4 separate regions of the Mus musculus genome follow, and regions 2, 3 and 4 are each linked to region 1. A link is a loop called in an ENCODE intact Hi-C map of the cell type or tissue named here. Cell type or tissue: left cerebral cortex. All regions are shown on one strand.

Evidence for each region. Peaks named below come from ENCODE experiments on the same cell type or tissue, not always from the same donor. Only the 100,000 strongest peaks of a DNase experiment are listed, where the experiment ranks them.
Region 2: it touches region 1 in a loop (2.6-fold over the local background); 5 of 42 quality-filtered maps call a loop at or near these places.
Region 3: a loop joins it to region 1, with 2.3 times the contacts of the local background. A loop is called at or near these places in 3 of 42 quality-filtered maps.
Region 4: a loop joins it to region 1, with 3 times the contacts of the local background. A loop is called at or near these places in 4 of 42 quality-filtered maps.

What each region holds. Positions count from the first base shown.
Region 1 is chr3:103,329,107-103,337,106 of GRCm38, forward strand. It overlaps Trim33 (tripartite motif-containing 33), which reads left to right. Exons shown (of 20, transcript NM_053170.3): 9 at 1-206; 10 at 974-1,138; 11 at 2,504-2,701. Among named protein-coding and RNA genes, the nearest start is that of Trim33, 54 kb to the left of the region's middle. In left cerebral cortex, no CTCF peak of the experiment used is centred here; DNase peaks (open chromatin) are centred at 3,820 and 6,434.
Region 2 is chr3:103,031,354-103,039,353 of GRCm38, forward strand. Csde1 (cold shock domain containing E1, RNA binding) reads left to right here. Exons shown (of 19, transcript NM_001161854.2): 3 at 7,339-7,537. The coding sequence starts at 7,339. Among named protein-coding and RNA genes, the nearest start is that of Csde1, 15 kb to the left of the region's middle. In left cerebral cortex, no CTCF peak of the experiment used is centred here; no DNase peak of the experiment used is centred here.
Region 3 is chr3:103,276,196-103,284,195 of GRCm38, forward strand. It overlaps Trim33 (tripartite motif-containing 33), which reads left to right and starts at 3,098. Exons shown (of 20, transcript NM_053170.3): 1 at 3,098-4,251. The coding sequence starts at 3,684. In left cerebral cortex, no CTCF peak of the experiment used is centred here; DNase peaks (open chromatin) are centred at 2,601, 3,225, 3,459, 4,292 and 1 more place; H3K4me3 peaks cover 2,851 bases; H3K27ac peaks cover 2,267 bases.
Region 4 is chr3:103,054,054-103,062,053 of GRCm38, forward strand. It overlaps Csde1 (cold shock domain containing E1, RNA binding), which reads left to right. Exons shown (of 19, transcript NM_001161854.2): 16 at 602-780; 17 at 1,296-1,459; 18 at 2,292-2,424; 19 at 2,833-4,133. The coding sequence ends at 2,880. Nras (neuroblastoma ras oncogene) reads left to right here and starts at 4,232. Exons shown (of 7, transcript NM_010937.2): 1 at 4,232-4,387; 2 at 4,852-4,979; 3 at 6,148-6,326. The coding sequence starts at 4,869. In left cerebral cortex, a CTCF peak has its summit at 4,318; a DNase peak (open chromatin) is centred at 4,251; H3K4me3 peaks cover 1,496 bases; H3K27ac peaks cover 707 bases.

The DNA.
Region 1 (8,000 bases):
CAGGGACAAACCACATTAGTAAAACCCCTGGACAGATTAATTTAGCACAGCTTCGACTCCAGCACATGCAGCAACAAGTGTATGCACAGAAACATCAGCAGTTACAACAGATGAGACTGCAGCAACCACCAGCTCCTATACCAACAACAACAGCAACAACCCAGCAGCATCCTAGGCAAGCAGCCCCACAGATGTTACAACAACAGGTAAGCATTGTGCTCTTCCATTAATGATAGAAATTGAGATGACCACAAATCTACACTTACTTCTTTGCACATGAATTACACAATATGAGTTACTAGGTGAAGTTCAAAGGTCAGAAATTTGGGGGAAGTTTAAAGAATAAAGGTGTTAAGATCATGGGAAGCAGTGACATTTTGCCTCTTGATATGTTATATACCCCCCCCCCCCATTTGTGTGACCCAGATTGTTTCTAAGCTTTGATGCGTTAGGCATTGGCTGAAATTACTCTTTTCTTTGATGTTGTTTATATGCTGCTTCACAATCAATATTGTTAGCTCCGCACGAGATGAGTTAATGTCGACCTCCATTTCCTTCCCGCACTCCCACCTAGAAAAGGTAGATAGGAAAAATTTGGAGTTACTTTTTATAGTAATTATCAGTTCTGTAAGTATTGGGTTTGGAAAGAGAATATGACCTAATAGTGTACCCTTAATACTACTTAATATTTATACCCTTCTGTTCTAACTGAATTACTGTTACCTTAACATTTTATGATTTGAACAATAAATTTGTAGAAATATCAGCTGGGCATGGTGGAGTTTGCCTTTAATCCCAGCACTTGGGAGGCATAGGCAAGTGGATCTCTGAGGTTGAGAATAGCCTGGTCTTCATAGTGAGTTCCAGGACAGCCATGGCTACAAAGAGAAACCCTGTCTCAAAAAGCCAAAAGAAAAAAGAAAAAAAAAAAAAAGGAACTACTATATGAATTAAAATGTCTGCTTTTTTACAGCCTCCAAGATTGATCAGTGTGCAAACAATGCAAAGAGGCAACATGAACTGTGGAGCATTTCAAGCCCATCAAATGAGACTGGCTCAGAATGCTGCCAGAATACCAGGGATCCCCAGGCACAGTGCCCCTCAGTATTCCATGATGCAGCCACATCTCCAAAGACAAGTATGCCTAGAGTTACATTTGTAAGAATCATACAATTTTAAAACTAAAAGATCATTTTTTATAATTAGAGTTGTTGATGAGGGTCTTTGATATTTATGATAGTTTGATATTCTACATATATCTGTTTGCCCAAAAAAATGTACATTCACATGAAAATTTGTCTCTTTAAACTTACAATATGGATTAAGATACTCTGTTTATCTAAGCTCATTGCCTAGAGTGAAAAACAAGTCAAGGAACATTTGATTTACCTTTAGTCACAAATGATAATTCTGAAAATCAAAGTTAGAGTTTTCCTGATACAGTTAGTATGCTTTTTAACATGACATTTTGATCTTGATAACAAAGAATTCTTTAATAAGGTTATCTGTGTGTGTATGTCTGTGTTTTTATATATTTTCTTTTCTATACTCAGGTGTTATTTGTTTTAGATATGCCTAATCTTATAAATTACTGTGGGTTAGGGTGTAGGTCTGTTGTAAAATGGTTGAAATTCTGGGATTGATCCATTACTGCCAAGAAACTCCCAAGATGTTTCTGATGACGATGATGATGATCTCAGGTTGAGTGGCTTTGATTGTCATTCCAGTGCTAGAGAGGTAGAGGCAGGAGATCAGAAGTTCAAGGTTATCCTTAGCTTTATAGAAAATTCAAGGTCAGCCTAGGCTATAGTAGATTTTGTCTCAAAAGCCAATTATATAGGGTGGAGAAATGGTGATTAATGCGCTTGTTACTCTCCAGAGAGCCACATATGGTTCCAAGGACTTATCTGGCAGCTCAGAAATATTTCCAAAAGACCTTAAATATGTATGACCTTAATCCTTGTAATAGTTCTCTTAATGAAATCAGAATGGAATCATTTATCCATAATTCAGGGTTACTATGTAAGATTATGTCACTGTTTAGGACTGTATAATAGTAGAGCTAGAAATCAATGTCATAATTCCTTTCTGAAACTCATGAATTTCTACCATATCAAGTTACATTTTGTAGTTCTTTTTTAATTGGCTAAAAGACTAAAGAATCAGAGAGGAATATGTTCAGAACTGTGCTTTCTGTGTCCTGCTATTTGCAAACTTGGTGGCTTTCACATCTTCATACATCCTTATTCTGAAGATCATATCAGTAGGCTGACAGATTAACAATTATTTGCAAATCTGTTTTTCTTTAGATAGTACATAAAAACGAGTGAAAAATGAAGACTCGTTTAAACTGTTCTCTTGCATATGAGAGGCCCCCACTTTGTCAGTTGCAGGTACTTTTAGTTTGGAAAGTACACACTAAAAATAGTTACAATTGTTGCTAAGGTATGGTTCAGAGATACTGACAGAGCACATAATAAATAGTACCTTCTTTTTAAAACAGCATTCAAATCCAGGACATGCTGGACCGTTTCCTGTTGTATCAGCACACAACCCAATCAACCCAACAAGTCCCACCACAGCAACTATGGCAAATGCAAATCGAGGTCCCACCAGCCCGTCTGTTACAGCAATAGAATTAATACCCTCAGTCACCAATCCAGAAAACCTTCCATCGTTGCCAGATATCCCACCTATACAGGTCTGTATTTAAGCTAAGCAAGTCAGTTAAAATCTCATTTTAATTGAAGAAGATGTGTGTTTCAGATTTTGTTTAGTTTCAGGACCCATATTTCCTTGATCCTACTGAAGAGTAAAGGATACACATGTAAAATTTAGAGTTACTGTGCCTGAAACAATAATATTCATGTTAAGAGTATCTAAACACGTACAATAATAGACCAGTATTAGCTTTGTTGATATGCTAAGTCTCCACACTTTTTAGCACATTCCAAAGGTAGGCCTCAGTCAAATAATACGTATTATAAGAATTTGTAGCCTAAAAGAGACCCAGGACCAAAATGGGTTCTCATCTTTTTTTCTTTTTTTTTTTTTTTCCCCTCTGAGACAGGGTTTCTGTAGCCCTGGCTGTCCTGGAACTCACTTTTGTAGACCAGGCTGGCCTCGAACTCAGAAATCCGCCTGCCTCTGCCTCCCGAGTGCCGGGATTAAAGGCGTTATGCTGCCATGCCCGGCTGTGCTGGGGAGGGGGTGTTTCTCATCTTTTATTACTCTTATTTTTTTATCCATAGGTTAGGAGAGTCCACTCATATAAAGCACTTGGGTAGAGAATGGCTGTGTTTAAATATCAGGCACTTTGGAATGAATACTGAAAGGGAAGAAGTAATGATGAAGAAGAGAATGAATTGCAAAGTGCTTCTGAGGTTTCTCATTTCTTACAGTTGAGACATTTTCCTAATAATATGTGTCTTCCATGTCTTTTGACATTTCCAGTTTACTTGAATTAATATTATGTTCTTAAATATAAATAAAGTCTTGAGGATTCTGTTATTTTCCCTTAGTAGAGTTGGAGGTCTCCATGGCAGCAAAGAACAGTAAAGTTGCTAAAATAGTAGGACAGTCTTGTTTTGTTTTGCTGAGGTAGGTTTTTACATATCCCTGGCTGGCTGTATAGTCACTGAGGTCCTCTTTCCTCTTTCTGCCTCCTGAGATACGATAGAAGCCATGTGCCACCAAGACTTGCCTTTGTGAGAGCTTTTTTTTTTTTTTTTAAAGATTTTATTTTATTTTATGTATATGAGTACCTTGTTGCTGTCTTCAGACACACCAGAACAGGGCGTTGGATTCCATTACAGATGGTTGTGAGTCATCATGTGGTTGCTGGGGATTGAACTCAGGACCTCTGGAAGAACAGTCAGTGCTCTTAACCACTGAGCCATCTCTCCAGCCCCCGTGAGAGCTTTAAATGATGTTTTTATAGCTTAAGAGTTATTTGAAACCACTGACTTCTGTGATTCTTCTACTCTATTACAGTTTCTTGATATTTTTCTCCTCTCTTTTTGTTAAGGGAATGGTAACAGTGCTGAGAGTATTAGACTATAGAATAGAATAGAAGAATTGTTGAAATGTAAGTTAAGTTATATTTGTAAGTTACCTTATAATTAGCAAATTGCTTTCTTGAGCAACGTGTTTTGATGCTTGAAATCACTTGATAGAATATGTAATATTGCTATTTATAAGGAAAAAGTGGTGAGTCATTTTCTTATGCATGTGTTAATTGGAAGTTGATTCATACTGTTGCTTATAAATTTACACTCTTCGTTATCTATAGCAACACCAAAAAGATGGTTAGAGATTACCTGAAAAGTTAGTTCTGTCGTAGTTTCTAGTATGTTTGCCAGTTTGTTCTGCTATCACCTCTAATTCTCCGTGTTTTCATGGTTTCAAAAATATAACATTGGCTTCATTTCCTATTTTCTTTTATTCTGACTCCTGTGTCATACTCTGAACTTTTTTTTTTTTTTTTTGGTACATAAAATATGTGACCTTTTATGCCTGCACTTTCTTCACTTAGTCTATAGGTATGTCTATTATAACTTAATTATTTCTATGGCTGCATAATATTTCATTGTATAGAGTTCTCTTTCTTTTTTCTTCTTTTGAAGAAAGGGACTTGAAGTGTAGTCTGGTCTAGAGTCCACTGTGTAGCTCAGGCTGGCTCAGACTAATTTTGTACTTCACGCTCACATGGTAGGATTAAAGGCAGGCACCCCAAGCCTGTTTCTGACTTTGTATCTATGGTGATAGTGCTGAGAGTCTTAGACTGTACTATGTGTCTTCATGTATTAGTTGATGGCTATTTCAATTTCTACTTTTTGCCTGTAAGGAAATAATAGTAATACAAGCTTCTCTCTATAATAGTGGTTCTCCCCCTTCTACCCTTTAAAACACCTCCTCATGTTGTGCTGACCCCCAAACATAACTGAAATTTTGCTAGTTATGAATTTTAATTTAAATACCTGATATCCAGAATATCTGATAGGCAACCATTATGAAATGTCATTTAATCCCCAAAGGGCTCTCGGCCCACAGTTTGAGAACCACTGGTCTATAACCAATTTTTGTGTGTAAGTTATTTCTCTAAGATAAAGGTAAAAATATACCTGAATAGGACAAAACAAATGGACAAGAAAACAAAACAAAACAAAACAAGAACCAAGGAATAAACACAAATACGTACAGATGGAGAGGCACGCATAGTCACACCTTTTTTTTTGTTTTAAAAACAAAAACAAAACTCAGACAAAACATGATATCAAAAAAGAATAAAATAATCCTCCAAAAATACCATACCATTGTGTTGGCCATCTACTGATGGGCATGGGACTTCCCTTCGTATGGTATTCCCTGCTGCTATAGCCTAGACAGTAAGTATTTTTTTAACAGAAAATTTTGGGTGAGGCATGTGGCTCAATGGTATAGTCCTTATGTAGCATGTTCAAGGAACCGACCTCCTTCCCTCCCTTCCTCTCTCCCTCCTTCCCTAAGACAGATCCTCAATTTATAGCCCTGGCTGACCTGGAACTCACCATGTGAGCTAAGTTGTCCTCCCCATTCAGACTCACTTGCCTCTGCCCCCTAAGTTCTGGGAATAAAGGCACTATCATACCAGGTTATAAAGTTGTCGTACAAGGACTAAAAAATAGCAACAAAAAATATAGTAAATACATATACACATGTCAATATCAGTTATTATTTTCATGATCAGATTTTATGTTCTGTGTACAATTGTTGAACTTTCACATAATTTGTTCTATGGCAGGTTTATGTAATCGGCAACATCGCAGGCATGAATGATGGCTTTGTGTTGTGAGTAGCATCATTAAGCAATAGAATAGAAGAATAGTTTTAAAAGCCCAGAACAGTCATGTGTTCTAAAACACTACTTTGGTCTGTGGCAATCCCATTTATAATGATATTCCAATAAATTATGTAATGGAGCTGAAATTTCATTAAGATTTCACATAGAAAATCCAGCATTATAAATCAAATTAAATAAATAGTACAAATAGTAAGTTTGATACAAAATATAAATTTCCGTATTTTACACAATCTAGAAAATAATTGTACTTAAGTACATGAAAAAGCTGTGTGGTTTGGTTGGTCGGCATAATGATTTTGTATTAGATGTAAAAATAGTATCAGCACTGGTTTGAAAATATAAAAAGGCATTACTAATAGATAGTAAAGTACAGGAGAGAGGCAAAATGGAGTTGGTTAGGAATTACTAACTGTTTTATATAGCCTTCTTACTAAGAAGCTGTTATCTTGGTAATTAAGATAGCTAGAAATAATAAAGTGAGGATATAAAAATTACTGTGCATGATATGTGTGTGTATGCACACCATACAGTTACATGGGAGCCAGAGGTGGTGTCACATTTCTCTTCCCCCATCTTTGTGTGGGTTCTGGGAAGTAAAAGGAGAGTGTGCAACACGGGCTTCTGCTGGCTGAGCCTCTTGGTGGTGCTAAAGTGAAACTCCCTGAAAAAAATTACAGTTTGCTTTCATGAGGAAGTAATAGGAGGTAGTAAATTGAAGCCAGAATGCTTCACACTTTAATGTTTCCTATAAACTCTTTCAGTGGTGTGAATGTGTGTACCTCTCCATCTGTATATGTTTCTTAAGGTTTTTTTCTTGGTTCTCTTTTGTTTGTTTTTTTTTTTCTTGGTTCTCTTTTGTTTGTTTTCTTGTCCATTTGTTTTGTCCTATTCAGGTTTATTTTTATCTTAGAGAAATAACTTACACACAAAAAACCTTATAGACCAGTGGTCCTCAACTTCTGGGCCATCTATTTAATTAGAGAACAAAGTTAGAGGTAGAGAATATTAAAGGTAGGTATTGAAGGAGTTGAGTAGGGTTAACCATTTTCCCTATTTGTTTTGATGTGGTATGCAGCACTCTCTCTGGGGCTGGTTCCCTATGTTTTCAGCACCCTCATGGTAGCTAACCACTGCCTATAGCTCTGCTTTCAGACATCCAGTGCCTTCCTCTGACCTCTGCAGGCACACACACACATGCTGTATATAAACACCGGCAAAGCACTCACACATGCTAAAGTAAATCTCTATGAAGTAAAGACAGTAAAAAAGAGCTCCATCTTCAGTGATTATTGCTAGTTAACTTGAGAGTTACAGCTTGAGTATTCTGTAGTAGAGCTTACAAATGGATGCTTAACCAGGATCTGTGAGCAAAGGATATATAGTCAGAACTACCATTACTTTTTAGTCTGATTATTTCAGCTTCTAACCTTCAGCCTCACTTGTCACTGGCTTGAGATGTTTTTGTTTTTTGTTTTTTTTTTGTTTTTATTTTTGTTTTTTTGAATGGGAAATTGTCATTTTTGCTTTTGAAGAGGATCCTACCCTGTCTGTAGTTTTTACCTGCTCCATTTTAGTTTCCAGTTCTGCTTTGGTTTATATTCCCTTTTTTCCAAAATGCAGTTTTGTCTTAAGTGAAAAAAAGATAGGTTTACATTAGATATACTTTGACCTACGTCTGAAGAACAGGTTGAAACAGTGAGCAAGTGTGGGAATAAACAGAAGATTAGCTAGTAATAAATAATAAGTTGACAGTTTCTTAGGAATAGTGTGGGTTTTCAGATACTCTGAACACTTAGTGTCTTTTTACTTCTCATGTAAATACTTTCTCACATAAGCATCACATTCTGCGGGAAGATGGCTTATTTTAAGACAGGAATCTGATGTTTTGTTTGTTTGTTGGGTGTGTGTGTGGGGGGGGGGTGTTTCAAAATTGCCCTGTTTTATCCTCTGATGTTATCCTACTGCCTCTAAGATTAAATGAGTTCAGATTTTATGGCTTTTTCTTTCCTGTGTGTACAGGGATGTACCTTTGTCAAGCTGAATGCTGATAAGGTTAAAGTTGGGGTTTGACATATATTTCTCCTTGTGTGAATGGTGGGATGATAAAATAGGAAGGGAGGGAGACTGAGGACAAAGGTCTCCAACAATTTTGAGAAAA
Region 2 (8,000 bases), 300 kb before region 1:
ATGTGTGCTTCTAGTCTCAATTTCTTGGTGGGCTGAGAGGCAGGACTTGAGCCCACAACTTGAAGACAGTATGGGTAACAGCAAGACTGTATCTTAAGGATGCTAGATGGTTGTGTGAAAGTTTTCCATATTTATTTCACAGATATGAATTACAGAGATGGATATAGAGTAAAAATTTCATTTGCTACAGCTTGATCTAATCTTTGTATTCTGAATATTGCTGTATGAACAGTTTTCAGTATATAAGATGAATATACCCTGTGTACTCCTAACTTCTGAAAAGTGGGTTATATGCACATAGTTGTAAACCATACAATTGAAGTAGAAGATCTTGACTCTAAGGCCAGAGATCTAATGTTGTGATTGTAAAGTTGTAAAATGCTTAAATGAAAGAAGTTTCCTATTAAGGAAGCATTGGTAATGTAATAGAATCCCTGAGTGGTGTTAGTTTGTTTTCATTTTTAGGTTAGCATACAAAGAAGCAATGGGTTTCATTATTCATTTCTATTCATTTCCATTCATATACGTGGTTATAGTTTGGAAACCCTAGTTTTAAAGGGGAATACACACACACATACGTGTGTGTGTGTGTGTGTGTAAAATTTATACAAGTAGTACATAGATGAGAATGTGTAAATATAGAGGGATAGGGAGAAACAAAAGGCTTGGGAAGAGATTTAGTGGCTTGAGAAAGTACACATGAATTAGTTTGAGTCATTTAATTAAAACAGTTTAAAGATGACAAAATAAAAATGTAGAAAATCCTAGGGGGTTGTTTGTTTTTCTGAAGGTAATTTTTATTTTCGAGTTTATAGCAGTAGTATCGAGAGAAAACTGAAGCTTTTAATGGGTGACAGGATAACTTGCTAACTATAAGGGACATGGCAATAACATAAATGGAGACCCATGTTCTAAAACTAAAGGCACTGTTCCCAAAGTCAGGGTAGGAACCAATGAATTTAACAGACTGGTTTTTAGGAAGGTCTCCAGGTATATGTTCCAGATTCTGTTGTGCCCTGTTTTTGTCTTTTGGTTTTTTGTTTTGTTTTGAATCTTTTTTTTTTAAGTTTTATTTATTTTATGTGTATACACTGTAGCTGTCTTAATGTACACCAGAAGAGGGCATCAGGTCCCATTACAAATGGTTGTGAGCCCCACCATGTGGTTGCTGGGAATTGAACTCAGGACCTCTGGAAGAGCAGTCAGTGCTCTTACCTGCTGAGCCACCTCTCCAGCCTGTGCCCTGTTTTTCTTAAAGCTCTAATAATAAGCAGTTATACTAAGTAGATACTTTTTTTTTCATATAGAGGCATGTTTTTAATTGATAACTCACTCTCTTCATACAATACTGCACAAGTTAAGGATGTATTAACAATTCTATTTAAGATACAAACTCATCAATATTCATATAAAACTTAGTTGGTACATCTTGGTGGTAGGTACTTTAGTAAATAGCAGGAATATTAATTAAACTCAGCTGTATGAGACTCGATCTTCCACAAAAGAATTCCCATGTTACTTAAGATATCCAACCCAAGTCAATCAAGACCACTTAAAGAAAAACTTGAGATCCAGGTATGGGTAGCACATGCCTCAGAAAGTTGAAGCAAGAGGATTGTGCATTCAGGGCTGGCCTGTAGTAGTATACAGCAAAACCATGGCTCAAAAAAAACTGGTAATAAAAACATTTTTAAAAATTAAGCAGTTTCAGCCAGGCGAGGTGGCACACGCCTTTAATCCCAGCACTCGGGAGGCAGAGGCAGGCGGATTTCTGAGTTCGAGGCCAGCCTGGTCTACAAAGTGAGGTCCAGGACAGCCAGGGCTATACAGAGAACCCCTGTCTCGAAAAAAACAAAAAAAAAAAGAAATTAAGCAGTTTCACTTAGGAACCAGAAAACATGCATCCTGGCAACTCTAGATACTTAATCTAAATTTTTTATGTGAAGGACACCTTGAACTATCCCAACATCCTAATATGGGTATGAATTCAGAACAATAAAAGACTATAAACGTTTTAGCAATTTAAGCTTGATCTGTGCAAGTTAACCAGCACAGGGCACTTGAGGGAGATGAAGTGATGGTGTAGGGGTTAAGTCTGTTCGCAGCTACTTCCAGAGGGCCCAATTTAGGTGCTCATAGATCTTGACTGCACAGGAAACAAAATGTTTGTGGCATACCCACCCACAAACACAAATAGAATTTTTATTTATTTATTTATTTTTGGTTTTTCGAGACAGGGTTTCTCTGTATAGCCCTGGCTGTCCTAAAACTCACTCTGTAGACCAGGCTGGCCTCAAACTCAGAAATCCACCTGCCTCTGCCTCCCAAGTGCTGGGATTAAAGGTGTGACTTAAAACAATAGGTTACAGTGTTTTGTTGGTTGGGTTGTTGTTGTTGTTGCTGCTGCTGCAACTTCTTTTTAAGACAGGTCCCAGCCCAGGCTGTTCTCTAACAGTAAAGGGTGTTCTTGAGCTCATCCTCTTGCATCTACCTCCCAAGTCCTTGGGTTACAGACACGCGGTCTTTTTTGGGCTTTTGTTATTTTGTTGTAGGGGTGGGTAGTGAGGGTTGGAATATTTCCCTAATGTGCTGTATTAATAAATTGAGTAAAGGGTGTGTGCTTAAGTTACACAGTTACTAAAAACTTTAGTGTGCCTAATAGGGAAATAATCACTGTTCTGCTTTAATCAAAATACTATAAAAATGGTGAAATACACTTTAGTAATAGTTATTGCAAATCTATGCCGAAAACAATCGTAAGAACAACTACTGAGTTTAGGAAGCTGAGAGGAGAGCCAATGTGGAGGAGCACATCTGTACTCCTAGCACATAGGAGGCTGGGGCAGAAAGGTTCAGGAGATCAGGATCATCCTCCACAGCTTATTTCAAAGTCTGCCTGATTGAATAATAAACCAGCATGGGTTAGGAGTGTGAACCATGCCAGGTATGGTGGCACATGTCTTTAAGCACTCAAGACAGGCAGACTGGAGAGAAAGGGGGGATTTCTTTCTACAATGTATCAGGAATGGAAATTTTGGAAATGAATGATGGTGGCCGGTTAGGGTTACAGCTTTCTGGGTCTGTCTGTTCATTGTAAAATCCATGTAGTGGGCTGGAGAGATGTCTCAGCAGTTAAGAGCACTGGCTGCTCTTCCAGAGGACCTGAGTTCAATTCCCAGCAACCACATGGTGGCTCACAACCATCTGTAATGGGATCTGATGCCCTCTTCTGGGGTGTCTGAAGACAGCTACACTGTACTCACATATATAAAATAAATAAATTAATTCTTTTAAAAAAAATCCATGTAGTAAGACTAAGATCTAAACATGAAGAAATAGGACTTTGACATTCCTGATCTAAGTCAGTAACCTAGAATAATGGTCCTCAAATCAATTTGATTATATTACATGTCAGTGAGACGTTTATAAAACTGTTTTATAAATGCATAATTACACTTTGGTTGCCTTGGAAAGAGTGCTAACAAATGAACAGAAAATAAAAATAAACAGTATTATGGAAACAGGTTACCTGTTAATATAGGTTTGTGTCCTCTTCACCAGTATGGTGTGTATACTTAGTTTGTTTTGTTTGTGGGTGAGTTTTTGTTTGATTGAATCTCTTGTTTCTAAGCCTTTTTGGTAATCAGGTCTTCAAAGGGTTTTTTTGTTGTTGTTTTTTTAAATCAACTCTTTACTTTCTAAGTGCTGGGATTACAAGTGCTTACTTGAAGTATTTGTTTTGTTTTGGAGCAGTGCTTCTCAACCTTCCTTCTTAATGTTTAATACCCTTTAATATAATACCTCATGTTGTGGTGACCTCCAACCATAAAAATCTTTTTTTTAATTTATTTTTTCAATCTTTTTGGTTTTTCGAGACAGGGTTTCTCTGTGTAGCCCTGGCTGTCCTGGAACTTACTCTGTAGACCAGGCTGGCCTCGAACTCAAAAATCCACCTGCCTCTGCCTCCCAAGTGCTGGAATTAAAGGCCTGCGCCACCACTGCCCAGCTATAAGATTATTTTCATTGTTACTTCATAACTATAATTTTGCTGCTGTTGATCATAATGTAAATGTCTGTTTTGGGGTAGTCTTAGACCCCTGTGAAAGAGTCATTCTTGAAACCCCTCTCCCCCAAGGGGTCACAACCCACAGGTTGAGAACTGATGTGTTGGAGGATTGTTTTTGTTGTGCTGTTTTCTCCTGTTTTGTAAAACAGGATTTTATTATAGTACTTGCTGGCCCCCAACTCAGTAATACGCCTGCTTTAGCCTCTCAAATGCTAGGATTATACACGTGAGCTATCATGCTTGACTTTTTATTTTTCCTTTGTTTTGTTTTAAACTTCATCCTATTATAAATTATCTCAGGGGCATTATTTATGGAGTGTGTTTTAATGTTTCTAATATAAGTCCGGCTTATACATTAGATCTTATTAAATAGTCATGTCTTTCATAATGAGGTTGAATAGTTAGTTCTGGGAATAAACGTGTTGATGTCCATGTGCTTTGCTTGTGCTTTGCTTGCCTTCCATATATATACATTTCTTTCTGCTGACAGTGCCTCTGCTATGGAGTCGAGCCTAGATAACTAAATGTGTAGGGCCATTCATTCGAGTATATTTCAACTATAGTATACTGAGAACAAATGAATAAGAAAGAGACTTCACTGTCAACTTAGTGAGTTTGCAGTTTAATTTTCAGTAATATTAAGTTATATAAGAAGTATATTTGATATATCAGTTTAGTGAGATATAAGCTACATTTATATAGCTCATATTCATATCATATAGTAATATTCATAGAAACTAATTTTTATCTTGGGCAGAACCATAAATGCAGTATTCTATTTTCCATTGGGCTATAATTGATAATAGATTCTGTTTACTGTTTGGAAATTGAAAAGAAATTTGGAACAGTGGTCTCCTTATTAGCCACTAAAGTTCTTTTTTTGTTTTGTTTTTTGAGACAGGGTTTCTCTGTATAGCCCTGGCTGTCCTGGAACTTGCTCTGTAGACCGGGCTGGCCTCTTAACACAGAGATCTGCCTGCCTCTGCCTCCACCAATGAGGGATGAAAAGCATGTGCTAGCATTGTGCCACTAGTGTTCTTAAGACGTTTGTAAAGTTCCTTATAACACAGGACTGTTTAATGTATCTGAGAGAACCTTTCAGTTGGACGTTTATTTACTCTTGTACTTGTTAAACATTATGCTATGTTGTCACAGCTGCTTGACATGGAGAACATGCTTACCGTGTCATCAGATCCTCAGCCCACTCCTGCAGCCCCTCCTTCACTTTCTTTACCTTTATCTTCATCATCTACCTCATCCTGGACAAAAAAACAAAAGAGGACCCCCACATATCAGAGATCTGTAAGTCAGGAAAGGAGTGATTCAGTTTGTCTTGCATTGTGTTACACGCATGGCTTATGGGGGCCACGTCGTCTGGTTGAAGTGCCAGTAGGCTCAATTTATAGCTTCCTAATCATTTCTTTGACTTTGACTTTTGAAAGATTAACTTTCGGACCCTGCTGTTGTAAAAATGTCTTAAAGAGTGAAGAAGCATTGCTTGCCTTAGATCTTGTTGGAAGAGGAGAGTTTATACCCTTATCTTCACTGAATCTGACTCTGCTGTTTTAATTAAATTGTCAAGTGGCTTTAGTTGGAGAATTTAAAGCCAGTTGTGTGGAGGTGGACCTCGTTTGAGTTGTCTATCAGTGAATTTCGGCCAGTGGTTGTTTTCTACATGGTAAAATGGGCATAGTGTATTGTTTTTGTGAAAATTAGGTTAATACATTTCAGAACAGTGGCTAATACAAAGGAAATAGAACCCAATTACTAACGGGTGTGCATTGATTTGCATATTTTGGACATCCCATGTATTAGTGTATTATTTAACGGTTTATCTTTTTTTTCCCTTTAATATAGGGTTTCTCTCAGTAGCTCTGCCTCTTATGGAATTTACTCTGTAGAGTAGGGTGGCTTGGACCTCTCTCAGATCCACCTGCCCCTGTCTCCTCAATGCTGGGATTAAAGGCTTGTTCCACCACCACCTTACTTAACCATTTATTTTTCAAGAATTTTGGTCCTTGGGACTGGAGAGATGGCTCAGTGGTTAAGAGTGCTGGCTGCTCTTCCAAGGACCCAGGTTTGATTCTCAATACCTAGCAGCTCGCACCTGTCTGTGACTCTGGTTCCAGCAGATCCACTGCTGGACTCCGGCCTTTATGGAGAGTAAGCAGTATGTGATACACAGACATACATGTAGACGAAACTCCCATCATTCACATAATAAAGAATATTGGTCATTGAAGATATATCTTTTTTAATAATTGCCCAACATTTCATGGAGCTAGAAATGTTTATGTCATAATTTCAATGCAAGGGACTTTTAAAGTTAATGTAAAGACTTAGAGCTAGTGCTTCTGTGGTAAATTACTCAGCCTTTTTTGGATGCTTATTCCATCTTATGCTTCTTTTTTATTTTTCTTAGGATTAATTTATTTTATGTATATGGGTACATTGTAGCTATCTTCAGACACACCAGAGAAGGGTTTCAGATCCCATTACAGGCGGTTATGAAGCCACCATATGGTTGCTGGGAATTGAACTCAGTACCTTTGGAAAAGCAGTCAGTGCTCTTAACCGCTGAGACATCTCTCTAGCCCCTTAGCTTCTTTCAAACTTAACAAATAATTCATTTTTATGATTTATGAAATCACCAAAGTAAAAAAGTATTTGACCTAAACAGATTGCATTGTATTGTATTGTATTGTATTTCAGTAACTCCTTTTTCACTGAAGAGAATGTTTCATTTGCTTTATTATATAGCTCAGAATTGATCATTGAAACAGATGACATTAGAGATATCAGTGTTTTCTTAGCAAGAAAAAGGTTTTGAATGTCCTTAGAAATTAACTAAACATTGTTAGACAACTCTATGGCTAGGAATTTGTATTGGAGATATTTTTGACTCATAATTTTCAAATTTTTTTCCCTCATAATTTTCAATTTTTTCCCTAAGGACTTGAGTGTGTGTTGTGCTACAATTTTTAAATTTGAATTAAATATTGAATAAGACATTTATTGTGTTAATTTCTGCTAACTTTATGAATTTAATCTGCATGACTTACCAAATAGTATTAAGATATTTTCTTAATCTGGTAATTCTAGGTTACTAGTTTTTATATTAACCACTATTATTTTAAAATTGCTTCAGTAATTTAAAGTTAATGTTAAGAACTTTCACTAAGTGTTGTTTTACCTAGTGTTAGTATTGTTTGGGGTTTTTTTTTGTTTTGTATACATAGATCTATATATATTGACTTTTTTTTTTTAAACAGATGAGCTTTGATCCAAACCTTCTCCACAACAATGGACACAATGGGTACCCCAATGGTACTTCAGCAGCACTTCGTGAAACTGGGGTTATTGAAAAACTCTTGACCTCTTACGGATTCATTCAGTGTTCAGAACGGCAAGCTAGACTTTTCTTCCACTGTTCACAATATAATGGCAACCTCCAAGACTTAAAAGTAGGAGGTAATCTGTCAGCTCACTTTTGAACTTTCTACTGTGTGTCTGCTTGTTCCTGATAGGACTTTTCAGTCTGTTATAAGCCAGAAAAGATGAACATATTAGTTTTGCTTACTACTGAAATATGTGCCCTAATTTTTACTATGGCAATGTCATTTTGAGATCTGAAAAACTTAACTGGTAAAAAGATATATTTGAGGTTTGTTTTTTTTTTTTCTTTAGATACTTAGAAGATTTAAAGGAATGAAATTATAAGATTTCTTAAACTAAAACAACAAAAAAAAATCCCAAGAGGCTAGAAAGATGCCACAGTAGTTTGAATACTTGATACTCTTGTATAGGACCTACGTTCAGTTCCTAGCACCAACCTCAGCGCATACATACTCAGTTGCAAGGCATCTGATGGCCTCTTCTGGCCTTTGTGGGCACCAGTCACCAAATGTTGTCTGCATACATACATACGAACAAA
Region 3 (8,000 bases), 53 kb before region 1:
CAAAGGGACACGTGGAGACTTTGAGCCTGTTTTCCACTGGCCTTTGCTCTCCATGCTTTTTTTACCTAGACCTGGCAACTTTCAAAAATTATAACAGACTTTTGAAATTTTGTGGCTTTACTCAGCAAAGCACTGAGCCTAAGGCTGGTACTGGGAGCCCCTGACACAGCCCGTAGCATGGAAACTACATGTTCATGTGGCAGGAGGATAATCAGGAGAGGCTCACGTCATGAAAGCCAAGGAAATGATCCTGGAAAGGGAGAGGGCAACAGTGATATGTGGCCTTGAGAAGAAATGAAGGTTTGGAATCAGACAGGCAGGTCGAATGCAAAAATATGGATATAAATTACAAGGCTGGTGAAACCCTGGTGGTAGAGTGGTATGAGTGGAAATCTGGGCAGACTGGATTTAGGAATAAGTGGAGTATGACAAAATAGAAATATCTTTAGAGACACACATGAAAGAACTGAAAGTCAATTTTATTTATATTTAGATAAAAATACATCAAGGCTATTTGTTTTTTTTTTTTAAATTAGGGTTCCTTTTTCTCAACATCCTCTTTAACACTTGTTTTCAGTTTTCTTGATGATTGCCATTTTAACTGGGGTAAAATGGTATCTCAAAATAGTTTATTTGCATTTCCCTGATGACTATGGAAGTTGAACATTTTTGAAAAATAGTCATTGGCAATTTATTTGCATTTCTTTCTTTCTTTCCTTCTTTTTTTTTTTTTTTCTTTTAAAGTGTCTATTCATTAGCTCGTTTGGTGACTGGCCATTTTAGTTGCTTGGTATTTATTTTTCTCAGTGTTTGGTAAAGTCTGGATAGTAGCCCCTTGTCCGAGCATTTTTCTCAGTGTTTGGTAAAGTCTGGATAGTAGCCCCTTGTCCGAGCTGTAACCGGTAAAGCTTTCCCCCTGTTCTGTGCACTGTCTCTGTGCTCTACTGACAGTTCCTTTGCTGTGGAGAAACTTTTCAATTACATGTAGTCTCTCCATCTGGTGACATTTGTGGCTAGCTCTGTGTTATTGTTCCGTTCAGAAAATTCTTGTCTAGCCTAATGATTATTTAATAGCCTAAGATATTGAATTTGTATTATCAAAAACCTTTACAATGGCCGTACTATGTGGATCAGCAATTCCATTTTTAAAAATACTCCGAACAGAGACATGTAAAGGATGGCCATAATGCTAATCATAGTATTTTAATAAAATATTACAAACTACCTTATTGTTTAGCAATAGATAGCCAATGCATTATAATATATTTATATAATATTAAAAATCTACTTATTATTTAAGCTAGTATATATTTTATTAATTGCAAAAGTTAGGGATGCCGGGCATGGTGGCGCACGCCTTTAATCCCAGCACTTGGGAAGCAGAGGCAGGCAGATTTCTGAGTTTGAGGCCAACCTGGTCTACAGAGTGAGTTCCAGGACAGCCAGGGCTACAGAGAAAACCTGTCTTGAAAAACCAAAGCCAAAAACAAAACCAAAACAACAACAACAGCAACAACAAAAAGTTAGGGATATGTCTGAAAGCACTTTGTAAATTGGAAATTTCTGCTTATGTACTGTTGTATTTATTACTGGAATACCAATGTCCTCCTCCGTGGTCCTGGAAATACAGAAAAGCTGGTAGATAATGATTAGATGCAGAAATCCTGTTCTCTTTGATACTTGTGGTTTTTGAACTTAGTGACAAAGCATATGGAAGTTAATGTGTTCTTTGCATACCTTTGCACACCTCAGTGACATACTTCCTCCTGATACTTTCAAGCCGTTCTGCTCCCAGGTGACCAACCATTTAAATAAATGAAACTATGGAGGCCATTCTTTGTTTTTGTTTTTTCTTTTGGTTATTTTGAGACAGGGTTTCTCTGTGTAGTCCTGGCTGTCCTGGAACTCACTTTGTAGACCAGGCTGGCCTCGAACTCAGAAATCCACCTGCCTCTGCCTCCTGAGTGCTGGGATTAAAGGCGTGGGCCACCAGGCCTGGCCACATGGAGGCCATTTTTATTCAAACGACCACAAGTGTTATCTCCTATTTTTCCTTTCCTTGTTGAAGCCATTCCTCTCACACTAATTCCAGGGTCTCTGTTTGCCTTAGGCCCTTTGTTTTTTGCCACCTGCTCCTGTCTGGAATACTCTTGTGCAAGCCAGGTTTCTTCACCTTATCAGCAGAGCCCTTGCTCAATCAGCACAAATCCTTTACACTCGCCTTATTTTTACTCCAAAGCATTTATCATTTCCCCCGACATACTCTCCATGTTCATCCTCTAAACTGTCAACTTCTTGAAGGCAGAGAGTTTCTTTGTTCTCCTGCAGGAACCCCAACGTTTCTATCTTAACACGAAAGTCAGAAGAGATTTTGAAGGAATTGATGAAAAACGCTTTTCTGTGAATTTAAAAACTCACCCAAATAAATTTCCTGTATAACTACGGTCTAGGACGGGCTTGTGAGACTCACATTAAAACAGCTGTTGCACTTACATCATTTCCCCTCCCCCATTTCTTTTTGGAGGCAAGGTCTCCCTATGAAGCCTGATGCTTAAGCTGGCCAGGAACTCAGCAGTCTCCCTGCAGGTGACTACAGGTGGGCACTATATCAAGTTACACTTGTTCTGGCAGCACTGGCTAAATGAAGGTCTGATGGCAGCCTGAGGCGGAGAGGCCCGATACCAACAAAACAAAACCCTTTCATAAAGCTTCTAAGATTGAGGTGGTGAGGACAGTCAGCTGGCCCACCCGGGGACGCCGAGTGAGATTCTCGGGATATAATATTGGTTAGAAACATGGTCTCCCAAACTGGCACATCAGCCGCAGGGACTTTTCAACATTCATCTGGTTTTCAACTTCCTGATTCTGTTTTGGGGTGTGGCCCTGGCATCTCTGTTTAGAAAAAAGCTCATTTGATTGGCTTTCAGGTATGTAGCAACGTTGGAGAATCACCTTAAGAAGCTAAAAATAGCTATTAGAAGACTTCTGTCTCACCGCAGGAGCCTATATCTGGAGACTTTTGGGGTGTGTGTGTACGTGGTGGGGGGAACTCTGCGCAGCCGCTCTCGGGTGTCACAGCCCTCTAGAGAACGCGGTCCAGCAACACCCAGCGAAGACCCAGGTGGTCCGCACCTCCTCGGTAGGAGGCCTCCGCGACCAAGCGCGCGACAGGTGAAGCTTCCGCGGTGGCGCGCCCGTCGCTGGGGATGGCGTCGCCGTGGAGACGCTCGCTCGGGGGCGAACGCAAGCCGGCCTCCTACTCCTGCATGTTTTCCCTCCCTTCTTCCCGCACCACCGCGGCTTCGGCGCTAGCAGCCACATCATAGAGACCCAGTTCCACCAGCTCCTACCGAGCTACACAACTCCAGCCGGGTGGCAACAGACCACACCGAGGCGCGGAGCTGCATCGCGGTCTGTCCCGCGAGCGCGCGCGGCCGGAGTTCCCGCCTCCCTCCGGAGGACGTCGGTGCGTACGTGCGCGTGCCCACCCCTCCCGCCCCGCGACGCGAGGGCGGGGGCGCCGCGTGCGCGCGCGCTCTCGTGCGTTCGCTCGCTCGCTCGCTCGCTACTTCGCTCGCTCTCGGCGGCCGCTCTTGCTGTGGCTGCGGCTGAGGCTGGGGGCGGCGGCGGCGGCGCGAGCGGCGGGCGGCGCGGGGCGGTCCGGCGGGTTCAAAGAGGAAAACATGGCGGAAAACAAAGGCGGCGGTGAGGCAGAGAGTGGCGGCGGGGGCAGCGGTAGCGCGCCGGTAACCGCCGGGGCCGCCGGGCCCACGGCGCAGGAGGCGGAGCCGCCTCTCGCCGCGGTGCTGGTGGAGGAGGAGGAGGAGGAAGGCGGCAGGGCTGGCGCGGAGGGCGGTGCGGCTGGGCCCGACGACGGGGGGGTGGCCGCGGCCTCCTCAAGCTCGGCCCCGGCCGCCTCGGTCCCCGCGGCCTCAGTGGGCTCCGCGGTCCCCGGAGGCGCGGCATCGACGCCGGCTCCAGCTGCTGCCCCAGCCCCGGCCCCGGCCCCGGCCCCGGCCCCGGCCCCCGCTCCCGCCCCGGCTCCTGGTTCCTCGTCGGGGCCACCTCTCGGACCACCAGCCTCGCTTCTGGACACCTGCGCGGTGTGTCAGCAGAGCTTGCAGAGCCGGCGCGAGGCGGAGCCCAAGCTGCTCCCCTGCCTGCACTCCTTCTGCCTGCGCTGTCTGCCGGAGCCGGAGCGCCAGCTCAGCGTGCCCATCCCTGGGGGCAGCAACGGTGACGTCCAGCAAGGTGAGCAGCAGGCCGCACCCGGGAGAATCTGGTGTGGCGGCTTGGGGTGCCGAGGGTGCTCGGACGGTGCAGTGCAGAGAGGTCTCCGAGACGAAAGCTACGGCCCCGGGGACGGTTACCAGAGAAGCTGCACCGCCGGAGATATGGGGAGAGAGAAGGGAGGGGTGCCGGCTGCGAGGGGCTGGGGGAGGGGATGCTGAGAGGGAGGTTTGAGGCGCTTCTGCAGAGGGTGGACTAAAGAGACAGAAAAGGGGTGTACCGAACCCTCCGTGAGAAGTGAGTTGGGGTGGGAAGGCCTGGTCCGACAGTGTTGATAGCTAGGGGTTGGAATGGATTGCTTATTGGCCTGTTCGGTTAAGAGAAAGAGCTACCGATTAAATGGTAATAAAAGACATTGGAGTCCTTGGGTTAGAAGAAGGCACTAGGGTGACATTGCGATGAGGAGCTTGGTAAGTGATATTAGTTGTGAGGGGCCTGCGTGGTTAAGGGGAAATCCTGGGATTTGAGGATGAAGAGAGGAACTTGGAAGGGAAGAGTGTCAGGGAGAGTTGGGCTTATGTTATTTCATTTGTTATGCATTAATAGCTCAAGTATTCAGGGCACTGTGCTAGAACTGAATAAAATGCTCAGTGAGGACTCCTTCAGTCCAGTAGTGGAACCCTGTGTCACCTGAAGCAGTAGAGGTGTGGGTATCATGGTTGTGGCATTAGAAGGAAGGCCTGGCTGGAAAGCTTGAGTGACCACTTCGCGGGGGCGGACAGTATTCCCAGCACAGGACACTTTCTACAACTCTAACTAAAGGATGGTATGTAAGATGACTGGAAGTTAGATTGGATTAATTGGCTACATAGTTAAGGAAGTCCATCCTTCCAGTTTCTGGAAACTGTGTTTGGATTTGAGATGCCATATTGGATTTTTCTGTTTCCTAGAAAGATCTCTTGTGTAGTACTCTAGCAGGGTACTACATGCCCATTATGAAAGTGTTTCTATATAGAAATTAAATAAATATACTATGGGTAGATAACATCCTACAACTAATAGGCGTTCTGATGAGCTTGCTAAAAGGTTTATATTTCAAAGCTTTTTTATTTTTTAAAGATTTATTTATTTATTATATGTAAGTACACTGTAGCTGTCTTCAGACACTCCAGAAGAGGGGGTCAGATCTTGTTACAGATGGTTGTGAGCCACCATGTGGTTGCTGGGATTTGAACTCTGGACCTTCAGAAGAGCAGTCGGGTGCTCTTACCCACTGAGCCATCTCACCAGCCCTATTTCAAAGCTTTTGAATTAATTTTGGAACTTCAGGGAAGGGATTGTGGACTGTCCTAAAGGGTTGTTTGGTATTTATCCTGTAGACCAGAGGACCTTCCTGAAGGGTCTCTTTTATCCTAGGCTATAGGGTGACCTTGAACTTTTAATTCTATTGCTTTTGTCTAACTTCAGGGAGTACAGCCATTCATTCACCACAACTTCTGGATTTATGCAGTGCTGCTGATGGAATGGGGAGTGGGGACTTCATGGTCAGTTGAACTAGCCCAACTCTGGAAGAGTTTTTATATCAAGAGGAAAAATAATCATGTCTTGATCCAGAAAATATGGCTTAGCGCATTTGGAGGAATGAGGAGAGGCATGACTGCAGGTGGGAAGACCGGTTAGGAGAACTTTTGCCAATTCTAGGGAAGAAAATGTGTGGACTGGGCAGTAAAGACCTGTAGTAGCTGTTACACAGGGCACATTTGATAGTAGGGTGGGTGTTAGCTTTTTGAGAAATGGCTGATTTTGGGCTTTCCCCTAGGTCCATTTCCTACTTAGGTTTTGGACAGATGAATTATTTCATAATTTATTTTTTCCTCATTTGTAAAATAGGGACAGAAGTAGTACACTATAGGGTTGAGAATATGAAGTGAAAGAAAATATAAAGTGACTGGTACATGGTAGTTGCTAACAAAATAAATGGCAGGCAGTTTATTACCAGTAACTGAGTGTAAGTGGCCATAGAAATGGAGATGGAGGAGAGCACCATTGCTAGATGATTTCCAGGTTTCTTGTTTGGTGGGTTGTACCTCTGTTTAAATGAGGAATCTCAGGCACATAGTCAGGTATTGGTGATGGAAGAAGGAAGGATATTGCGGTTTTGAACGTGACAGGCAATAATGTTAAGAATAAAATTTCTTTTTTTGTTTTTGTTTTAGAGTTAATCTCTCATTGTAGTCATGGCTGTCCTGAAACTCAATCTGTAGACTAAGCTGACCTTAAACTCAGAGAACCTCCTTCCTCTTTTCCTGAGTCTTGGGATTAAAGGCGTGAACTCCCACTGCTCAACCGAGAGTAAAGTTCTGAGCTGTGTGCTGACATATACCTATGATCCCACCACTTAGGCTGGAGCGTGAGCATTGCTGTTGAGTTTAAAGCCAACCTGATTTGCATGCACACAGAATCTGTCTTCACATAACAACAGATATATCAAAAATTGAATTTTGGCTGATGGAGATACTAAATAATAGGTTTAAAGGGGATAACTGCATATGCCCTTAAGAGCATAGTAAGACACATGAGGTTCAGTGTTCTTGTGGAAGCCTGTTACATTAAGTGGGAACTGAAGAAGCAACTGTATCTGAGTGATTAGCTGAGAAACTGACCTTACAACATTGGCTCTCTGAAATTTGTGCAGGAATCTATAAATTCCCTCAGTTCTCCTCCCCCTTTTTTTGTTTTTGTTTTTGTTCTTTTGTCGAGACAGGGTTTTTCTGTGTAGCTCTGGCTGTCCTGGAACTCACTCTGTAGACCAGGCTGGCCTTGAACTCAGAAATCCGCCTGCCTCTGCCTCCCGAGCGCTGGGATTAAAGGCGTGCGCCACCACACGCGGCTCCCCCCCCTCCCCCCCGTGCTTTTTAAAGATTTATTTTTTATTATATGTAAGTACAGTGTAGCTGTCTTAAGACACACCAGAAGAGGGAGTCAGATTTCATTAGGGATGGTTGTGAGCCACCATGTGGTTACTGGGATTTGAACTCAGGACCTTCAGAAGAGTAGTCAGTGCTCTTAACTGCTGAGCCATCTCTCCAGCACCCCTCTCCCCTTTGTATTTTAACTAAATTAAGTGGATGGGAATAAACACAATCATTTCTAAGTAATGGTGTTTTTTTGAAGAGTATCTAAAACAAATTGAGTATGGAATCAGCCATTATTTTTAGTCAAGCAGTCTAGAAGATACTTTGTCAGGAGTAGCTCTAATATGCACCCTTTGCATTTCAGAACACAGTTGAAATCTAATTTTATACTTAATCATCACTATTTCCTATTAGAGTATTGTAGAATATGTTTTCAATAAATAGCTTTTGAACAAATAAGGATCATCTAGAGCAGTGATTCTCAGCCTCCCTAATGCAGTGACCCGTTACTACAGTTTCTCAGGCTGTGGTGACCCTAACCATAAAATTACTATTTTTTAAAATGATTTACTTAAACTGGAACTAGAGTTGTTGACAATGTGAGCTGCCATGCTGTGGGTGCTGGGAATTGAACCATGGTCTTCTAGAAGAGCAGTCAGTGTTTTTAACTTCTGAGCCATCTCTCCAGCCTCCCAAAATAATTTTTGTTGCTATTTCATAACTAATATTGTTTCTGTTGTGAATCATATAAATATTTTTGAAGATAGAGGTTTGCCAAAGCGGTCACCATCCATAGGTTGAGAACCACTGATCTAGAGTGACTGGAGAAATGGCTTGATTAAGAACATTGTACCT
Region 4 (8,000 bases), 280 kb before region 1:
AAAATTATGAATCATAGAGATGTATAATAAATGACTATACCTCTTAACAAGTTAGTCTGCTGAAATTATTTCAGACATTTGGGCCCTGCATGTTTTAGGAGCTGAAAATTTGAAGGAAAAAAAAAGTTACCTCTGATTCTGAGGTAGTTTACTATAAGCATTTCCACCTCTGAAGCTTGTTAATGCATTGTGAATCAACGAGCATTGCTTACTACCTATCTCTTGCATTCGTCTCTGGGTCACTTTTTTGCTGTTACAGTGAAGAGTGGCGGTGGAGCAGATGAGAAGAGAGCCTGGTTTATAGCCCTGAACTCTTAAGGAGTCTGAATCATAACAACAAAAAAATCCTTTTATCTGTATCTGTTTGCCTGTGTTTTGCTAGATTGCCACCTGGGTTTTTTTTATTTTTGTTTGTTTAGTTTTGTTTTTGGCTGGTTGTTTCATAATGCATTTTAGAAGTTAGTGTTAGGATTTGTCCTTGTTTTGTTGCTTGTTTCCATGTTAATCTTTAAGGTAAAACTTTTAAGTTTAAAGAAAATAATAAGGTAACAAAATGTATTTCTAGTGTGTATATTTAGATTTTGTACTGTTTTGCTTACAGGGGATATGAAAGGTGAAGTGTATCCTTTTGGCATAGTTGGGATGGCCAACAAAGGGGATTGCCTACAGAAAGGGGAGAGTGTCAAGTTCCAGTTGTGTGTACTTGGCCAAAATGCACAAACTATGGCCTACAACATCACACCCCTTCGTAGGGCTACTGTGGAGTGTGTGAAAGATCAGGTAATTAAGTGCTATGTCTCTGGATGTGCAGTCTGTCCTGAACTTGGTCAGGGAAAGTCATCAGCCAATATTTACTTGCTTGCTTGCTTGCTTACTTGTTTATTTTTAAGACATGGTTTCTCTATGCTGTTTTGGCTGATCTGGAATTCACCCTCTTGAGTACTGGCATTTAAACTTTCATGGATGTCTCAGTTTTTTAGACTTTATTGCTTTGGGACAAGGGATAAAGTAACAACATTAGTGAGGAGAAAATAAGTGTGATTATTAATAATGTCACTTGGTGGGGATTGTCTTAGTCATGCTTAGAATAGAATGAATGGCAGTTGTTTCAGAGGTATGACTTTCCTGATGAATTCTATCATACACCAGCTGAATTTAGCTCATCATTAGTAATGCCATGTTTTCTAAGTCCTTTCTAATTAGGGTTAGCATTATCTTTCAAAGTGAATTGCTCTTCCTTTCTGTGGTATGTGTTCTCCATTGTAAATTTTGTTTTGTGTGTGCTCTTTTTCCAGTTTGGCTTTATTAACTATGAAGTAGGAGATAGCAAGAAGCTCTTTTTCCATGTGAAAGAAGTTCAGGATGGCGTTGAGCTACAGGCAGGAGATGAGGTGGAATTCTCAGTGATCCTTAATCAGCGCACTGGGAAGTGCAGTGCCTGTAATGTCTGGCGAGTCTGGTGAGTTTCTATGGTTTATTATGGTTGGAAATAACTGCTCTGAGTTCATCCCTCACTCATTCATGCATTCTGTGCTTTCTTTGCCACTCTCCTCTGGCTGGGTTTAGTAGGAACTATTTTACACTTCTATCTCTATCTAATTTTGTCTTTTTCTGCTAGTCATTGCTTTGTTTGAGATAGGTCTCAGTTTTATATCCGTGACTTACCTTACTTTCAGCTTGCTGCCATGTGCCACCATATCTATTTTTCTATCTCTGGTATTTATTGTCTGGCTTTGAGTCCTATAACCCTGACCTGAGAAACACTTAGGTACTATGATGCGTTAGCACTGTGTGTGCTGTAGCTTAAATACTAAACGGTTATATGATCCTTGTACTTAAGAGTTTAGCTTATTGGCTCGCTCTTTCTGTCTACTCACTTTTAGACTTTGTGCTGCTGAAATGTTTGAGATAGGTCTCAGTTTTATACCTTAGTCATTCTAACTTATGCTATTAGGTTTTTAATCTCAACATTGTTCCTTTAAGAGATAGGAATCTAGACCTATTTCTTCATATTTGGCTTTTTTTCAAGATTTTTTTTTTTTAACATCTTTTACCTTGTTTTGTGTATCTGGAATTAGTCTCTCTGTTGACAAGTCTAGGATTCTTTATAGCTCCAATGCTGTTGAAACTCTGAGCTGGGAAGTATATATAAACTTGTCTGTCTTGTCTTGCTAGCTAAGATGAGGCAAGAAGAGTCTCCCTCATTAAAAGTGAGTCATTTGGGTAGGGAACATACAACTGCTTGCCTTCTTCCCAGCAATTGTTGGTTCTTCTCACTTTCACTCTTACAGTGAAGGCCCCAAAGCTGTTGCAGCTCCTCGACCTGACCGGTTGGTCAATCGCCTAAAGAACATCACCCTGGATGATGCCAGTGCTCCACGTCTAATGGTTCTTCGTCAGCCAAGGGGACCAGATAACTCAATGGTATGATTTCATTAGGGATGTGAGGGAGGTCAACTAATAATCTTACTTGAGCTTAAAGAAGTTAGTGAAGCAAGCAAGGGTTGCTTATCACTAATTTGGACTCCCTAACACATTAATTCAGACCCTAATAGAGTAGATGCTTTCTATAAGAAGCACTTCTTTCCGTTTTGAGATAGGGTCTCATATGTAGATTAGAGTGGCCTTGAACTCCCCACTCTCTGCTTTGCCCATGGTAGGATAACTGATTACACCAAGAAGTGCATTTCTTGGTATATTCTATTTAATAAGTTTCTTACTCTTAGGAGAGAATTGGTAGTGGATATGATAAATACTTTCATAGTTGATTTTAGAATTGTATGTTGTGATTGTCAATACACTCAAATCATTAACTGTTATATTTCTTCATAGGGATTTGGTGCAGAAAGAAAGATCCGTCAAGCTGGTGTCATTGACTAACCACGTCCACAAAGCACATCATTAATTCACTATGGTCGAGTTGGGGGGATTCTGGTGAAGGGTTCTGAATATCTTTCTCTTCATCCCTCCCAAAATCTGGAATACTTATTCTATTGAGCTATTACACCAGTTTTAACACCTTCCTCGTGTTATGTTTAAAGAAAAAAATAAATAAATTTAAGAAACCATTTTAAAATTATGCACAGTTGCAGCCTGGAAAACTTAAAGGTGGCGCCTTATAGTGTCAATTTAGGAGCTTTATTTGGTGCATTTAACGCAACTGGTAATTGCAAATTCCACTTGGCCTGTGTAAGTGAACAATGCAGACTGTTACTTTGTTGGCCCTATGAAATTCTGCACTCTAGTCAGTATATACTCTACCTTCATGACTTAACACTCAGCTGCATTCTTTTCCTATTTTTTCCCTGTTCATTATGCTTTAATTCTGAGGACCATATGAAGGTAGAATATATTACCTTTAAAAATTGCAAAAATTTATATAGCAAACGATATTCTTAAGTTGATGGCCAAATGTTAAAATGTTATTTTCATATCATTTATAATCTTGTCACAATCCACTTAACGAAGTTTGATTACATTTCAGTGAAAATTATCTTCCCGAGTAGTTTTTTTTTTTTTTTCTTCCTGGGATGGGGGGGGTAAATAACTTTACTACAATTAGTATGTGTGGTGCAGAATTTCATGCAAATGAAGTGTGCCAGCAGTGTGATAATTTAAACATATTTAAACAAAAGACGAATGCACAAAATTGCTGCTGCTTAGATCACTGCAGCTTCTAGGACCCAGTTTCTTTTACTGATTTAAAAACAAAATGAACAAAAAAATAATAATAATAAAAAAGTTGTGCCTGAAATGAATCCTGTTTTTTTTAATAAATAGCCCCGTGGTTCCAGTGCCCTGTTCAATACAGGCACTTGATCCTTGGTGTAGCTTCTGTTCAACTTTGTATCACGGGAACGGATTGGCCTGATTTCTCGGCCTTCATCTTGAATTGGCCCCAAACAGGGTCCCTGGCAAGTGGAGTGAAGGCTTTTTGTCTAACAATGACAAGGGTCAGCTCAGGGGTTGTCGGGGAGGGCGCTTTCATCTTCCCCGTTGTCATTTGAGGTTTTGAACTCTGGGTAAAGAGGCCGTTTATCTTTGTAAACACAAAACATTTTTGCTTTCTCCGGTTTTATGTTAATGGCGAAAGAATGGAAGCGAATAAAGTTTTACTGATTTTTGAGACACTAGCACCTAGCGCTTTCATTATTGAAATGGGGGCGGGGCGGGGCTGGACTGGGTGCGGCCGGCTGCAAGACTCTAGTCGTCGGCCCACGTGGCTGGGGCGGGGACTGGGGCGCCTTGGGCGCCTAGTGATTACGTAGCGGGTGGGGCCGGAAGTGCCGCTCCCTGGCGGGGGCTGTTCATGGCGGTTTCGGGGTCTCCAACAGCTTCTCAGGTTGAAGTCCAAAAGCCTCCCGAGGCGGGGTCTGCGGAGTTTGAGGTAAAGCTCCGGCCTGCCTGGCGTCGGACTTCTCAGCGTGTGAACGCCTGGCGGGGCGGGGAGACGCGGAGACTTGGCGAGCTGAAACAAAGGCTTGGGTGGGGGACTCTGGCTGGCTCTGGGGTGATTTTCGGAGCCGGAAAGGGGAGTTTCGGGAAGTGGTTGTGCCAGGCGGACCCCAGAGCTTGGGTTTGCAGGAATTGGAAGAGGGGGGTTCTTTTCCCGTAAACTGAGGGCGGGGCCGAGTAGATTGAAAAAATAGTCGCTGGTCTTTAATCCAATAATCTGGCCCGCACTCATCTGCAAGGAATGCTATGTTTCTGAATCACTTTGAGAACTTAGTGGAAGGCCACGTGTATCGAATGGGTGCCTTAGAAACAGAAGAGTTTGGTAAACTCATAGAAGCCCTTGAAGTATTGTAGGTTTGGTTTGCCAGTTTAATCGTAATTGCTGCTTTTCTACAGGTTTTTGCTGGTGTGAAATGACTGAGTACAAACTGGTGGTGGTTGGAGCAGGTGGTGTTGGGAAAAGCGCCTTGACGATCCAGCTAATCCAGAACCACTTTGTGGATGAATATGATCCCACCATAGAGGTGAGGCCCAGCCCCTGCCTGGCCCTTATCCTCACTTTGGGCTTTCTCTTGCCCATAACGGCTCTTTGAAAGTAAAGAGAAGAGAAAGCAAGGAGGTATTCCAAAAAAGCAGTAAACAAGTTCGTGCTTACTGAGGATTTCCTTTTAAAAGAACACAGTTTTCATTGTTTCTTTATGTCACAGCTCTTTAATAGAAACGTAGGTCACAAGGAAAAAGATTGTAGGCGATCATACAGTGAGGATAGAGAACTCAGAGCTCTGGATAGTCTGAAGTTGTCATTTTTGATCTAGTCCAGATTGAGTTGGGGTAGAAACAAGTTGAGATTTTGAGTCATTGTATCTAGGAATTTCTTCACAATTTAGTTACGGATATTGAGGAAAATCACCTAAATCCTTACAAGTCTCATATTTCTATATGACGTTAAATTTCTATCACTTCCCTGGGATTAATGGTGCAGGTATGTATAAGTCCAATTTGTAAGCATTCAAGAGGCTGAGGGAGGAGGTTTCAATTTCTAGGCTTGCCTGAACTACTTACTGAGGCCCTGTTTACAAAAACCAAATATTTTTTTCATGTGTAAACCTGTTCTAACACACAGGAATGTTAGTTAAATTCAGATGTCTACACAGGTTACATTTTAATATATTCATGAAACAAAATATAAGCACATTTCCAAAACCACAGATAAGGTCTTCTAAGTTTGGACTATTATATAATAAAAATAAGAATTTGGCCATAAATCCATACTAGATGTTTCTGGTTTTGTTATTTTTTATTAGTGGTTTTGTTTTCTTTGGTTTTTTGTTTTTGTTGTTGTTGTTGTTATTGTTTGTTTGTTTTTTGTTTTTGTCTTAACCTCATAACTCAGGCTGGTTTTGTTTTTGTTTTGTTTTTTTTTGAAACAGGGTCTCACTGCACTACCCTGGCTGGCCTGAGACTTGAACTCACAGATATAAATTCACCTGCCCTTATGTCATGTGTGCATGCATGCGTGTGATTATGTATGTGTATGTTTGTTTGCTATTCATGCTACTGTTAGCGGGTTGAGGGTAAATCACATAGGTAGGCGTATTCATCCTGGTTAATTACATTTCTCTGGTTTTAAATAAAGATTGAGCCTGTCCTTGTCCCCCCCACCACCACCTCCTCACTCTTTCATATTCCCAGGATTCTTACCGAAAGCAAGTGGTGATTGATGGTGAGACCTGCCTGCTGGACATACTGGACACAGCTGGACAAGAGGAGTACAGTGCCATGAGAGACCAGTACATGAGGACAGGCGAAGGGTTCCTCTGTGTATTTGCCATCAATAATAGCAAATCATTTGCAGATATTAACCTCTACAGGTACTGGGGATATTTTCTGAAACAAAAAATTTGTATGTGCTCTGAAACTATACTAAAGTATATGGACTTAGGAAACATACAACTTTTTAACATTTTGGTGATATTGTTTTGTTTTGTTTTGTTTTGTGGAGGCCAGAACAAGTGCAACAGCAGATATGTGCCATGGGAGGCAGAAGACAGCTAATAAAAGCTCCCTCCTTAGGGCCTGGGCATCTTGGCTTAGTTAGCAGGCGCCTTTGCCCATGGACCATCTTTAAACCCCAAATATTAAAAAGAATCTGCTAGGCAGTGATGGTGCACACCTTTAATCCCAGCACTCAGGAGGCAAAGGCAGGCGGATTTCTAAGTTCGAGGCCAGCCTGGTTTACAGAGTGAGTTCCAGGACAGACAGGGCTACACAGAGAAACCCTGTCTCAAAAAACAAAAGAAAGAAAAAGAGAAGAATCTGATTTTCACTGAGTGTGTGGTGTACTGTCACGGTACTACTCGGGAAATGGGGTCTGCTACAGAGTAACAGTAAGACTTCTCAGAGAACTGGTGAGTTTCAGAGCTATTTGGGCCCTAAGGATTTTAGTACAACATTCTTACTCATTTTACATTTTTGAGACAGGATGTTGCTATGTATCCCAGACTTACCTTGAATTTAGCACTTGGCCTCAGCCTTCCAAGTGCTAACTTTATAGGTATATGCCAACACTCCCAGCCAATATTCTGAGTTCAGAGGTGTTAGATTTTCAGAGTTGTTGTGATTTTTCTGTTTGTTTGTTTAAGTTTGGTCTGGTTTTAAAGACAGGGTTTCTTTGTGTGGCCTGGAACTCTTTGATCAGGCTAGCCTTGAACTCACAGAGCTCCACCTGCCTCTGCCTCTGCCTCCCCAGTTCTGGGATTAAAGGCATGCACCACCACTGCCCATCCATATAGCAGAGGTAGACCCCCAAAACACTGGGTCTCTCTCTCTTACAGCAGCATTCTATCTTTAGTCACTGTCAAAGTTAAAACATGGCTCTGTTATTAATTAGCTAAGTAACTTTAGGACAAAATACTAAATCTGTGTGTCTCTGTGTTTCTGAATTTATTATAAGAATACCTCCATCAGCCGGGCGTAGTGGCGCACGAGGTGTTGGCAGACTTACAAAGTATACACAATGGGTCAGACACTGTTCTGAATATGTATGAATTTGTTTACTCTTGGCAACTTTATGGGGGAGGTATTCTTTTTTAAGAAGATTTAGTTTTATTTCTGGGTACGCGTTGTTTTGCTATGTCTATGCACACATGGGCCTGGTGCTCAAGGAGGCCAGAGGAGGGTTCCAGATGCCTTAGAACTGGAGTTATAGATGTCTGGGGCCCTGTGTGGGTACTAGCAATTGAACCTGGGTCACCTGAAAGAGTAGACAGTGTTCTTAATCCCTGAGCCATCTCTCCAGCCTTGAGGGAGGTTTTTTTTTTTGGTTTTTTTGTTTTTTTAATTTTTTGAGACAGGTTTTCTCTGTAAAGCCCTGGCTGTCCTGGAACTCACTCTGTAGGCCAGGCTAGCCTCAAACTCAGAAATCTGCCTGCTTCTGCCTCCTGAGTGCTGGGATTAAAGGCATGCACCACCACACCCGGCTAGAATTTTCTTAGTGTTACGTATCTTAAGTTATTTAGAATCCATAAGCTCTACTTTCTGTACTT